3 separate regions of the Homo sapiens genome follow, and all the other regions are linked to region 1. A link is a contact called in ENCODE Hi-C or POLR2A ChIA-PET data. All regions are on one chromosome and are shown on one strand. The core of a region is the stretch at or near the end of the contact, and the rest is flanking DNA. Distances in the headings are between cores, read along the strand shown.

Region 1 (4,246 bases), core at 1,219-3,718:
ACATTCAGTTACTCCCATAATTATCATTTAAAATTGTAATTCATCTGATAGTTCCAAATATATTAAAGTAAATAAGAACATTAAAAATATTTCCACTGATTTTCCACATTAATTTTCTTTTTTTAGTTTAAAATGACTGATAATCTAAGGGTTATACCAACATAAGGTATTATTTATTACCCATGTTTAATGTATGATACAATCAAACAACAGATCAAGCCCCACTGTTTTTAAGTCATTTCATTCATCTGAGTAACAAATACATACAAAAACACATGCTCTGTTGCATCCTTGTCACAAAAAGGAAGAAAAGCTCAAACTAGCCATATTGTTTTCCCTGTTGGCAATTAAACTTGCATTTGGCCACAATTATCAGTTATGCCAGTAGGGGGAACCATTCCAATAGTTATAGAATATTAGACCCTAACTAAGCTTCAACAAACAATACCAGGTTTATTTTTATTTTATTTTTGGGAGACAGCATTATCGCTCTGTTGCCCAGGCTGAAGTGCAGTGGGTGATCATGGCTCACCGCAGCCTTGACTTCCTGGGCTCAAGAAATCCTTCTGCCTCAGCCTGCTGAGTAGCTGAGACTACAGTGTGTGCCATCACATCAGGCTAATTTTTTTTTTTTTTTTTTTTTGTAGAGATAGGGGTCTCACTTTGTCCAGGCTGGTCTCAAACTCCTAGCCTCAATCCTCCTGCCTCACCCTCCCAAAGTGCTGGTATTACAGGCATGAGTCATCACACCTGGCCTATTTATCTTTTTATACCTCACAATGACCTTATAGAACACTTAAATACTGAACTAAAAATGGTGATTACTAAGAAAAACCTATTCAAAGTTAGGGAAAAACTTAATATGACCTAGAAGAACTTAATTCAGAAGACTATAAGCAGATTACGCATTAACATTGTTCCATGACAGTGATCTATCTCACAAATAATTCTTCAGATAACCAAATTTACCACTAGTGTCTCGTTTTATTTTCTATTTCTCAAAGAAACCTGGAAAAAAATTATCTTTTCCTTTTGCATATATACCCATTTCATTAATTCAATAATGTATAGAACACTAGCTCAAAGTTATAAAGAGTTAACAAAGTAATCTAAGTATATGATTATAGAATGTGAATTATGTCTTCCATTTCCGAGGAAATAGGAATATACTACCATCTTCAAACAACATAAACAATCACGTTTCTATTTCTTCTTTAAAAGGATATACACAGTTAATGAACATATTATATGGTCCTATTTTAAGTGCAAAAGCCTAAGTTTAAAAAAATTAAAACTCAGAAACTATTAGGCAAAACAAATAATTAGCCACTAGAAGGCATTTTAGGTAGTAAATGTTACCCATAACATTTATGTTTGCCACAACATGTTAATTACATATATAACAGCAATGTATTATTTATTGATTTATTCCAGACAAAGAAATGATCAATAGACCCCATTTAATGAAGTAGATTTTCACATTAATTATTATAACCAACAGACTTATAAAGAAGGAAATTTTTTTACATTCGCTTATAAGTAAGAATTACCAGTTTATATCTGTGGTTCTCACCTTGATTATCCATCTGAATAAACACTGAAACTGAAACAAAAAAAAACAGATTCCCAAGCCCCACAATAAACCCAGTGAATCAGAATCTCTGGGGGCTTGAAATCATATGTGCATTTCAAGAAAGCTTTAGAAGTGACTCTGATACACACAAAATTGAGAACTACTGATTTAACATACTTCCTTCTAAAACTTTAAAATTGCATCATAACCATGGCTAAATGGGTTATACTTAGGGTAACCACATGTGCTGGTTAGGCCTCTTGTCCTGTCATAATAGCACATCTTTTCACTCTCAAAGCGTCCTTGTTTAGAAAATAAATAATATGATCATTCTAGTAATACTGAAAATATACTACAGCCTTTTAGGCGTTAAAAGTTAATATTAAAGAAATTATAAACATCCCTTTCATAACCATACTAAATCTACCATTACAATTCTAATACTCTGTGAACACATTTAGTTATCAAATAAAGAGCATTCCTGAATACTGCTATTAAGCTAGAAATTGTTCTAAAAAGACTGAAAATACAGCTACTAAAGAGGTTAGACTAGAAACAAGGTCATAACAAAATTTTATAAAGTTTTAAGTACAGCATCACACATAATGAAGGCCCACAAGATAAGTCACTTCATTGAGACTCTTTCATTGTTTTAGCCCTCTCATTGAAAATGGAATAGAAAAATATGATTAGAGTTGAGTGTTTCATTAATCATAAGTTTCCTACTATTTATGCAAATGTTCCTGATATCAATGTATGTTGAGTTTTTCACTATGCAAAAATCACACCCAATATGCATGCAAAAACCTCTAAGAACTTGGGAATTTCAAGGTAAAAGTTACCAAATCCATAACCTCTAACAAAAGGTCAGCTATCTTCACAGCTGTTCATCATACTCTATGAGGCATAAATTTCAATGAACTGAACCTATTCATGTTAAAACATGTTTGGCATACACAGACTAGTGAGTTTGTAATGGATTTAAAATTACTATTTCACGCCCGTTTGAAGATCTGAATTTGATTTTTTTTTTAATGTGAACCGGTTTCTCAGATGGAATGAATGTCATAACAAAAAACAGAAGTCATTTAATTATAATGGATTTTTATGTCACTGTCCAGGAAGAAAATGGTATATAAGCAGAGTCTGCACACATACTACCACCCCACAGAGGGGAGGGAAAAAAGGTAAGAGAAATTTATCAGTCCTGTAAGAAATTATACCATGAAAATTTTAAAACTTAAGAAACTGCCTAAAAGCTAAAAAAATCACTGGGAAAAATGAGAAGTATTGTCTTTGGAAATGCAAAAGGAAACTAAGATTCTAATATTTGGGGTGAAGAATTAAACTAGAGTATATAATATTTCAGATGGTAGACAGTATAATAGAAAGTAATTTAGAGTACCTATCTCTTAGGGAATTTCCAAAATGATTTGACAACTTGACTTCTGCTTATTTCAGTTAAGGATCATTCTGTGACAAATTCACAGAAAAATCTACAAAGATTTCCCAGTCCGATCTGAACTCTAGTAAAATATCATCATAAATAAAAGGGGTCTATTTTCAAAAAGGGAAAAGACTGGATTTTATACCAAATACCACCCTCTCCCATAAAGCAGCACAAGGCTTTGCAAAGGTCAAGCCAAATTTACATGAAATGTGTTTGGCGCATGCTCTCTTATACCAGGCAAAGCTTAAACTGAAGTAGTGCTGGAGAGATTTACGTTTTCTCCTCACCAGAAGATGTCGAGGTCTTTGTGGTTCAAAAGCTGAGGGATGCTGCTTCGGAGATGGAGGTCCCTGTGGATGAAGAGGATAATTTGGATGTAGCTAACTGAATGGACTAATGTTCTATTTAAGTTTTAATTATTTGATGGTGGATCACAATGATTTTTTAAATTAAGTTGTTCTTTTTGGCTTTGGTAACTTTAAAGTTTTCCCAAGTAAGCTGTTGTTAGTGGACTTATTTGGGGGATTTCTTCATAATGCTTAAAAAGTTCATGAAGATTGGGTTTTTTTTTTTTTATTTATATTTTTCAGAGTATGAGAGGAAAACAGACAAAAGAGGGGGAAAGAATGAAGGAGAAATACCTATGTGTATATTCAGGTGCCTAACATTGTATTCCTTTTTATTTCAGACCTAATTAGAGCCAAAACCCTGAATTCCATCTCCTATGTGTGATCATCTGTGCAGATAAACACTCTCACCACATCCTAGAAGGACAGTAGTGTTCATTCACTCTGTGGGGAGATCTTCCACTCTGTGAAAAATTTAAAGTTAAACTGGAAAGTTTTATATTTGGGGAACTACTACCAAATATAATTAACTATTTTCTTTGAAGACCTCTCCCACCCAACTTCTTTCTAGACCACAGGAATGAAAATAAGCCCGTTGTGTAATCTGCAAAGTAAAAGTAAAAGGCTGCAGTCCTGCTTTGACATGGACCTTTCTCTCTCAAGTTCAAGCTTATTTTTCTTAGTAAAATTTCTAAGAGGGAATGATATTCAAAAGGAGACCCTGTATTAATATTATGGATACCCAGCACTCAATGAAAGGCATGTTATTATTGAGCTTTGTTAACTAAACACCTAATGGCAGTTAAAATTCTAATTTAGAAGTACTCAAACTTTAAGTGAAACAGTCAAAATAACTTTAAAACATAAAGGTAGAGA
Region 2 (4,246 bases), core at 1,276-3,775, 110 kb after region 1:
TACTGTATTGAATACTGTAGACAATTGTAACATGATGGTATTTGTGTATCTAAACATAGAAAAGATACAGTAAAAATATGGCCTTATAATCTTATGTGACCACCATCACATATGCTGTAAGTCATGGACCGAAAGGTTGTTATGTGGCGCACGACTATAAATGCAAAAATATTCATGCTTAAGGATTTGAAGACTTTATATATAAAGTGAGTCATCGCACCAGTATTGTTAAGATATCAATACTCCGGCTGGGTGTGTTGGCTCACACCTGTAATACCGGCACTTTGGGAGGCCGAGGCGGGTGGATCATCTAAGGTCGGGAGTTCAAGACCAGCCTGACCAACATGGTGAAACCCTGTCTCTACTAAAAATACAAAAATTAGCTGGGCATGGTGGTGCATGCCTATAATCCCAGCTACTTGGGAGGCTGAGGCAGGAGAATCACTAGAACCTGGGAGGCGGAGGTTATAGTGAGCCGAGATCATGCCATTGCACTCCAGCCTGGGCAACAAGAGCAAAACTCCATCTCAAAAAAAAAATTGAAGGTATCAATACTCCTCAAATTGATCTACCAATTCAAAGCAATCCCTGTCAAAATCCCAGTGGCCCCCCCCTCCCTTTTTTTTTTTTTTTAACAGCAATGGAAAAGCTGAGCTAAAATTCATACAGAACTGCAAGCGACAAAACAATCTTGAAAAAGAGGAGCAAAGTTGGAGGACTCAAACTTCCTGATTTCTATACAGCTACTATACAGCTGTATACAGCTACTATACAGCTACAGTAATCAAAATAGTATGGTACTAGCATAAAGATAAGATACATAATCAATGGAATAGAATTGAGAGTACAGAAATAAATTTATACATCCATGGTCAATTGATTTTTGACAAGGGAAGAATCCTCTCTTCATTAAATGGTGCTGGGACCAAAAAATCGGAAGAGCTCTCACAGAATGGTCAAAGAAAAGTCTCTTTGCCTAATGGGATCAATTTAACTCCTTATTGTGCTTCAACAGACACGGTCTCATGAGCAGTGAGATTTGAACTCACCACAGGCTCCCAAAATCACTGAACAGGAGATGAGGGAGGTGGTGGTGGGGGGAACGGCATGGGCCTGTAGGTGAGGATCAATCTCAATCTGAGTCCCCGCACTAAAGACTTACAAATAAATCCCGATTTAGGCAAACCGAGACTTTATTCGGAAAGGATTATTGCAACAGGGGGGAAAAGGACTATTGCAATAAGGGTGGAGAACTATTGCAATAGGAAGAAGGACTGTTGCAATTGGGAGAATGCTGGACTATAAAATAAAAAACAAATCTGGATATACGTAAGGAGAGAGTTCAGTGGAAGAGATCCAAGAAAAGGGAAAGAAACTATTGCAACTGAGAGTGGGGATTGGGGGAGGCTACAGCAACCGGGAGAACTCTCCAACCATGAGATCTGCAGCGATCTCCTGGGTCAGGCAGAAAAGGGCTTTCCTTTTACAGAGATGAGTGAACAGGGCTAGAAAGACCCGGGTGTGGGGAAGTGGGGAGAAGACTGGAGGTGGCAGCGATGAGACTATACAGAGACTGTTTCCCTGGGGTCCGTCTATTTTCAGGCGGTGGATGAGGAGGGCTGCTCGCTGGCTGCGGCTGAGGCTCGGTCACCGTGTAGAGAGGCCCAGGGAGAGCTGCTTCACTCAAGTCCTGTCAAGTCAAGGCAGCCGGGATTTGTCCACATCGTGAGTACAGGCAGGTCAGCTAACTATTTGCGAGGCGAAGAACTGGAATTTAGAGGGTCTGGGCCTGACCTTGTCACAGCTAACGACGGGGGCATCCTTGAGTCCTGACAAAGTCACATGCGGAAGGGCGGTTGCGTGTAGTAAGTCCTTTTAGGAACACAAAGGGGCCGGGCGCGGTGGCTCACGCCTGTAATCCCAGCACATTGGGAGACCAAGGCGGGCGGATCACCTGAGGTCAGGAGTTCAAGACCAGCCTGGCCAACATGGTGAAACCCCGTCTCTACTAAAAATACAAAAATTAGCCGGGCGTGCTGGCAGGCGCCTGTAATCCCAGCTACTCCGGAGGCTGAGGCAGGAGAATCGCTCGAATCCGGGAGGCGGAGGTTGCGGTGAGCCAAGATCGCGCCATTGTATTCCAACCTGGGGGACAAGAGCGAGATTTAGTCTCAAAAAAAAAAAAAAAAAAAGGTGGGTGGGGGTTTCTTCAACTTCGTTGTCCACAGGGCTCAGGTCAAGTTCAACATTGTCAGAATGCAGGGATGTCTCTCCATGGTTTCTGAGGCTGAGGAGGTACCCAGGTAAGCACACTCTGGGTTCTCTGGTGAGCACACACCGAGCTGCCTGCATCTCCCCTACCCATGAAGGCAGCTAGCCGCCGGGCCAGTGGTGGGAAGGGGAGGCGGCCATTAGCGCCGTTCCCGCCGGGACTTGAAGCGCCCGGCCGCGGCAAGCCCCGCCCTCGGCGCGCCCCCGCGTCCGCGCGCGCTCCTCGGGTCTGCGCGGAGCCGGCGTCGGCGCGCGCTTGGGCGCCTGGCGAAGACCGAGAGAGGCTGGCGGGATCTCAGCGGCGCGGCCGCGGAACCTGAGGCGGTCTGGGGCGGCGGCGCTCCGGCTCTGAAGGGCTCCAGCCAAACGGAGCCCGCGGCCAAACGGTGCCTGCGGTGCCTGAGCTGAGTGAGGCCGAGGCCGGGAGGCCGTGCCCGGAGGTGAGCGTCCCGGGGCCGCGCCGCGTCCGGCGGGGTGAGGGCGGGGCGGGGCGGTCGCCTGCCGGCTGGGGCCGAGGGGTCGCGGCCTGTGGCTTGGCCGCCGCGGATCGTCGGTGTCGGGGGGAGTCTCGCTCCGGAGGGCCGCGTGTTTGCGACTCGGGAAGGGGCGCCGGCGGCGGAGCCCGAGCCAGGGTCCCGCCCAGCCCAGGTGAGCGGCGACCCCGAGCCCCTGACTCGCCTGCGGCTTGACTTGCGAGCTAGCTGAAGGCACAGCTCCTGGTTCTCTCGCAGGGCGTTCCGAAACTTACAGTTATGCGCAACACAATGTTTCTATTTTCAAAGGCGAACGCTGCACGATCGCAGTCCAGTGATACAAAGTATGCCTATTAGTGACTTCACCCGACTCCCACCACTCACTTTCTCTGATGTTTTGAAGGCCTGGTGTTCGCTGATTTCACGTTTCCTTAATTTCTTCTTTGTGCCTTTTTTTTTTCCTTTTCGCTGCCAGTAATAAAAGAGTTTATTACTTGTCAGCAATGATGAATGTTCGTGTGGCATCCAGCGTTGAGTTCCTATGTACGTAATTTGAGATAAGTAAAGATAGGAAACTGCTGATTTGTTTTGATGCGAATGCAGAAAATAATGTGGTAGTATGAAGTCTGGCCGGTTGCAGTTTGTTTTTAGGGGGGAAACTTTAAAAGTTCATGTTGTGTCTTCTTTCTAAATATGCTGAAAGTCGGATTTATTTAAAAGGCAATTAAATTCAGTGAATACAGAGTATCTTTTTATAACACTAATGTTAGTGCTAGGCACTGGCGGAGTCCAAAAATGTGTAAAAAATGTGTGCAGGAGGGAGTGGTTAAGCACACTAATGATATGAGGCTGACTGCAGTCCAGTGTTAATGGAAGCTCACACTTACTGAGCAGTTGTTTTCAGCTGGGCACTGTGGAGGGTACTTTACTTGCATTTTAATTTAATAATGTATAATAATTAGCATACACTTGATTTAATTTTTTTCATTCAAAAAAATTTTAGTACCTACTGTGTACTGAATGCTAAGGATACAATAGTGACAATTACAGACTCTGCCTTTAGACTCTACAGTGTCATTGGGCAAAACAGATATTAAGCAAATAATCAGGGCCCGGAGCGATGGCTCACGCCTGTAATCCCAGCACTTTGAAAGGCTGAGGTGGGCAGATCACCTGAGGTCAGCAGTTCTAGACCAGCCTGGCTAACATGGTGAAACCCCGTCTCTCTCTACTAAAAATACAGAAATTAGCTGGGCGTGATGGGGGGCGTCTGTAATCCCAGCTACTCAGAAAAACTGAGGCAGGAGAATAGCTTGAGCCGGCGAGAGGTAGAGGTTGCAGTGAGCCAAGATGGTGCCACTGCACTCCAGCCTGGGTGACAGAGCGGGACTCCATCTCAAAAAGTAAAATAAAATAAATAATCACACAAATAAATGCCAATAAGCAAAGACAGAGGCTAAAATAAAGAATGTAAGTTGTTTGTGAGAGAAGGTAACAGGGGG
Region 3 (4,246 bases), core at 529-3,028, 65 kb after region 1:
ATCTTCAGATTGTCAAAAAAATAACAACAAAAATCTAGCCCCCCCGCCTTTCCTCTAGAAAACAACAAAAAAAATACCTTTACCTAATATACTATCTTGGAGAAAATTTCATTTTTAGCACCACTGTATACAATGCACATGATTCTCCAGGTATATGAGTGTGACTATAAAGTAACTAAATGGATGTAATACAGGTATTCTTACAACGTTGTCATTACACAATGCATTCCTGGAATTCTTAAGAATCACTCTCAAAATCCACTTAAAACCACACAGAAAAACCAACTTTATTACTTCATAAATATACTTTGTCTTTAGACCCAACAAAGCATTAACTCAGCTTGATCAGTTTATTCACAAGTCTTGGCACCAAATGAATTCTGACTATATACAAAGCCAAATGGTTGGAATTTCACATCACTTGAATTGTTCAAAAGAATAAGATGCAGACCCTAAAGTCATTCCACAAAAGAAATCTAAAACTTTTCAGAACAATGGTAACATCATTGGGGAAAAAAGCACAATAAGCTTTTTGTCTGCTCTAAAGAAGACAATGCTTACTTGGCTTTTATTACTAATGAAAGATCTGTTTTAAGAAAAAATCTTTAAAAACTTGTTCTTCAATTGATCCAATGACCTTATAGTCATAGATTATTGTCATCATCATCTTTATAAAAGGGAGACTGAAAAAGGAGACACGACATGAAATACATGAGTATATTAAAAGATTTAATATACTGAGATTTTTTTTTTTTTTTTTTGAGGTGGAGTCTTGCTCAGCCACCCAGGCTGGAGTGCAGTGGTGCGATCTTGGCTCACTGCAACCACCATCTCCCGGGTTCAAGTGATTCTCTCATCTCAGCCTCCCGAGTAGCTGGGATTACAGGCACCCGCCATCATGCCCAGCTAATTTTTGTATTTTAGTAGAGACAGGGTTTCACCATGTTGGCCAGGCTGATCTTGAACTCCTGACCTCAGGTGATCCACCCGCCTTGGCCTCCCAAATTGCTAAGATTACAGGCGTAAGCCACCACGCCCAGCCTACACTGAGATTTTGTAAGGGTTAGCCTGCTTAAACGTATATGCCTAAAAGTTTCTGTATTATATGAATGTTCTCAAAAGTTGTTCACTTAAATTGAGTGGGTAGCTATTTTTTGAAAAGAAGGAAGGTGGGTTGGAGATTTTTTTCCCTGTATCGTTTCCTGAATTTTTATTTATTATTTATTATTTTTTGAGGGGACAGAGCCTCACTCTGTCGCCCACGGTGGAGTGCAGTGGCTCTATCTTGGCTCACTGCAACCTCCGCCTCCTGGATTCAAGCAATTCTCATGCCTCAGCCTCCCAAGCAGTACAGGCGTGCACCACCACACCTGGCTAATTTTTGTATTTTTAGTGTAGACAGGGTTTCACTATGTTGGCCAGGCTGGTCTCCAACTCCTGACCTCAGATGATACCCCCCCGCCCCGACCCCCACCTCAGACTCCCAAAGTGCTGGGATTACAGGCGTGAGCCGCTGCACCTAACCCTGTTTCCTGAATTTTTAAATGGAACCAGTTTCACTTTGCATTAGGTGATTATTACGTTAGAACTTTCTACAGCTTTAATTATCTGGGGCACACGCTATTGCAATATCAGACTTAAAAATCATACTTATTCTCCCTTTCCCATATAAACTCAAGGCATTTAATGATTTATGAGGGTTATAAACCTCAATTCAAAAAAGCCCAAGTTCTGACAGACGTCACTTAACCACTACCACTCCTCAATTCTAATATGCCTCAGCAGTCCACATAGGTGGTTATACTTCTGCCTCACCTCACTACTTCCTCATTACCTAACCACAAAAGGAAACTTTCAAGCATGCTACATTTCAGTACACAATAAATCTTTTTTTTCTTTTTCTTGAGACGGAGTCTCGCTCTGTGGCCCAGGCTGGAGTGCAGTGGCGCGATCTTGGCTCATTGCAAGCCCCGCCTCCCTGGTTCACGCCATTCTCCTGCCTCAGCCTCCTGAGTAGCTGGAACTACAGGCACCCGCCACCACGCCTGGCTAATTTTTTGTATTTTTTAGTAGAGACGGGGTTTCACCGTGTTAGCCAGGATGGTCTCTATCTCCTGACCTCGTGATCCGCCCGCCTCGGCCTCCCAAAGTGCTGGGATTACAGGCGTGAGCCACTGCGCCCGGTTTTTTCTTTTCTTTTTTTTTTTTTTTTAAGACAGAGTCTCACTCTGTCATCCAGGCTAGAGTGCAGTGGTACGATCTCAGCTAACTGCAACCTCTGTCTCCCAGGTTCAAGCAATTCTCGTGCCTCAGCCTCCCAACTAGCTGGGTACAGGCACGCGCCGCCTTGCTTAGCTAATTTTTGTATTTTTAGTAGAAATGGGATTTCACCATGTTGGCCAGACTGGTCTCCAACTCCTGGCCTCAAGTGATCCACCACCCTTGGCCTCCCAAAGTGCTGGAATTACAGGCGTGAGCCACCACACCCAGCCAAGTGTACAGTAAGTCTTATGAAAATTTCAATTTGTCTGTATCTTAGAGTATGCGTATTATTCTAGATATATATCAGGTTAAATAAATGACTAGTAGCTAAATAAATATCCGCTGACCAAAAAAGTCAATAAAATAGCATCTGTACTCACAGTATTTGTAAGCTACAACATCTATCTATATTAGTATGTATATTTGGGAATTTCTATATACAATATAAAAACTATATATTAAAAAATATTTTTGACCAAAAACATCCTATTTTACTAAAAGTATCAATCATTAAAATTCTGTTGATACACTTGGGCCTTTAAACCCAGGTTTCACCCCAAAAGAAAACTCATAATCTATCTCAAATCACTTAGGAAGATTCAGAAGTTCTAGGTCCACTTTTATCTCTATCTTCATCCAATTACCTAACTCTAAAATGGAAATTTATTTTGCCAATTAACAGTAATTTATTTAACGACCTTAGTGGTCTTTGCAAAGTTCTTTAGAATTCATTATTTTTCATAGCTAATACTAATTCTTATCTGTATTCAATTTTCCTCCATATGAATTATTATTTCTAACAAATTATTTTTTGTGAAAGGACTTCAATAAGTTTACCTTAGATGCTCATAAGAGTTTAGATTACCAAAATAAAGGAATCAAGATTCTCAGGTTCATGACATAAAAACAAATACAAGCCTTCAAGTAATTCTTAATTTTTTGTACTTATATTATCTCAAAATCTAAAATATTTTTAACTACAAGTTTTCCTTAAAATTAAATTCTATTGAATCTAATAGGTCAAATTGCATTTTATTTTCAGGTCATCTGAAACATCAAAAGATTTTAATTCTAAAAGTTTAACAGTTACTCAGACTCCTAGATGAATAAACTAAAAAAAAAAAAAACTTTTTTTTTTTTTTTTTTACGAAGACAGGTCTCACTCTGCCACCCGGGATGGAGTGCGATGGCGTGATCACAGCTCACTGTAGCCTCAAACTGCTAGGATCATGGCATCCTCCAGCCTTAGCCTTTCGAGTAGATCGGACTACAAGCATGTGCCTGAAGCTAATTTTTTAGTATTTCACAGAGATGAGGTCTCACTATGTTGCCCAGGCTGTTCTTGAACTCCTGGGCTCAAGCAATCCTCCTGCCTTGGCCTCCCAAAGTTCTGGGATTACAGGCATGAGCCACATGCCTGGCCTCAAAAATCTTTTTAAATTGTGTGAGTTACTAAACATTGTCCTTTTGCCAAAACAGAAACAGTAAATGTATTAGTATTCATTAGTTCAGTTTTTTACTCAAAATGCATCTAGGATTTTTTTAAAGAAATATCTCACTCTACGGTACCTAAATGATTCCTAAATGGAAGCATATCTTTCATATGCTCTCCCAAAATTTTTGAGGCCTTTTTATATGAAAGACTTCTATATGAAATATCGGCCAGGCACGGTGGCTCGTGCCTGTAATCCCAGCACTTTGGGAGGTCGAGGCGGGTGGATCACCTGAGGTCCAGAGTTCAAGACCAGCCTGACCAACATGGAGAAACCCTGTCTCTACAAAAAATACAAAATTAGCTGGGCGTGGTGGCGCATGCCTGTAATCCCAAATACTCGGGAGACTGAGGCAGGAGAATCACTTGAACCTGGGAGACAGAGGTTGCAGTAAGCAAAGATAGCGCCATTGCACTCCAGCAAAACTCCATCTCAAAAAAAAAAAAGAAAGAAAGAAAAGAAATATCAAGATCAATTTACATAAAGGCCTG

The links. Hi-C counts contacts between places; a loop is a spot of excess contacts on that map. ChIA-PET counts read pairs that join two places held with the same protein, here RNA polymerase II (POLR2A). Pooled maps may share reads with other maps.
Region 2: a map of mammary epithelial cell shows a loop between it and region 1 (2.6-fold over the local background). The contact joins the promoter of UBXN2A here to the enhancer-like site in region 1. A Hi-C loop is called at or near these places in 2 of 168 maps with a recorded cell type or tissue (esophagus muscularis mucosa and mammary epithelial cell), 14 of 37 single-sample maps with no recorded cell type and 10 of 50 pooled maps. POLR2A ChIA-PET finds 5 or more read pairs at or near these places in 8 of 52 experiments (A673, Caco-2, GM12878 and 5 more).
Region 3: a pooled map shows a loop between it and region 1 (2.6-fold over the local background). The contact joins two enhancer-like sites. A Hi-C loop is called at or near these places in 1 of 168 maps with a recorded cell type or tissue (mammary epithelial cell), 1 of 37 single-sample maps with no recorded cell type and 5 of 50 pooled maps. POLR2A ChIA-PET finds 5 or more read pairs at or near these places in 7 of 52 experiments (A673, GM12878, H1 and 4 more).

The regions. Positions count from the first base shown.
Region 1 is chr2:23,824,488-23,828,733 of GRCh38, forward strand. All of the region lies in intron 15 of ATAD2B (ATPase family AAA domain containing 2B), which reads right to left. Among named protein-coding and RNA genes, the nearest start is that of ATAD2B, 100 kb to the right of the region's middle. Within about 2 kb of position 2,469, at least 2 of the 41 ENCODE cell types and tissues checked have a DNase peak (open chromatin) inside an H3K27ac peak, as active enhancers do; they include mammary epithelial cell, where a contact is called at or near this core.
Region 2 is chr2:23,937,938-23,942,183 of GRCh38, forward strand. UBXN2A (UBX domain protein 2A) reads left to right here and starts at 2,526. Exons shown (of 7, transcript NM_181713.4): 1 at 2,526-2,711. RefSeq lists silencers at 2,336-2,531, 2,393-2,492, 2,553-3,032 and an enhancer at 3,163-3,272.
Region 3 is chr2:23,890,278-23,894,523 of GRCh38, forward strand. The region is part of intron 2 of ATAD2B (ATPase family AAA domain containing 2B); the gene reads right to left. Among named protein-coding and RNA genes, the nearest start is that of ATAD2B, 35 kb to the right of the region's middle. RefSeq lists an enhancer at 1,763-1,892. Within about 2 kb of position 1,779, at least 7 of the 41 ENCODE cell types and tissues checked have a DNase peak (open chromatin) inside an H3K27ac peak, as active enhancers do.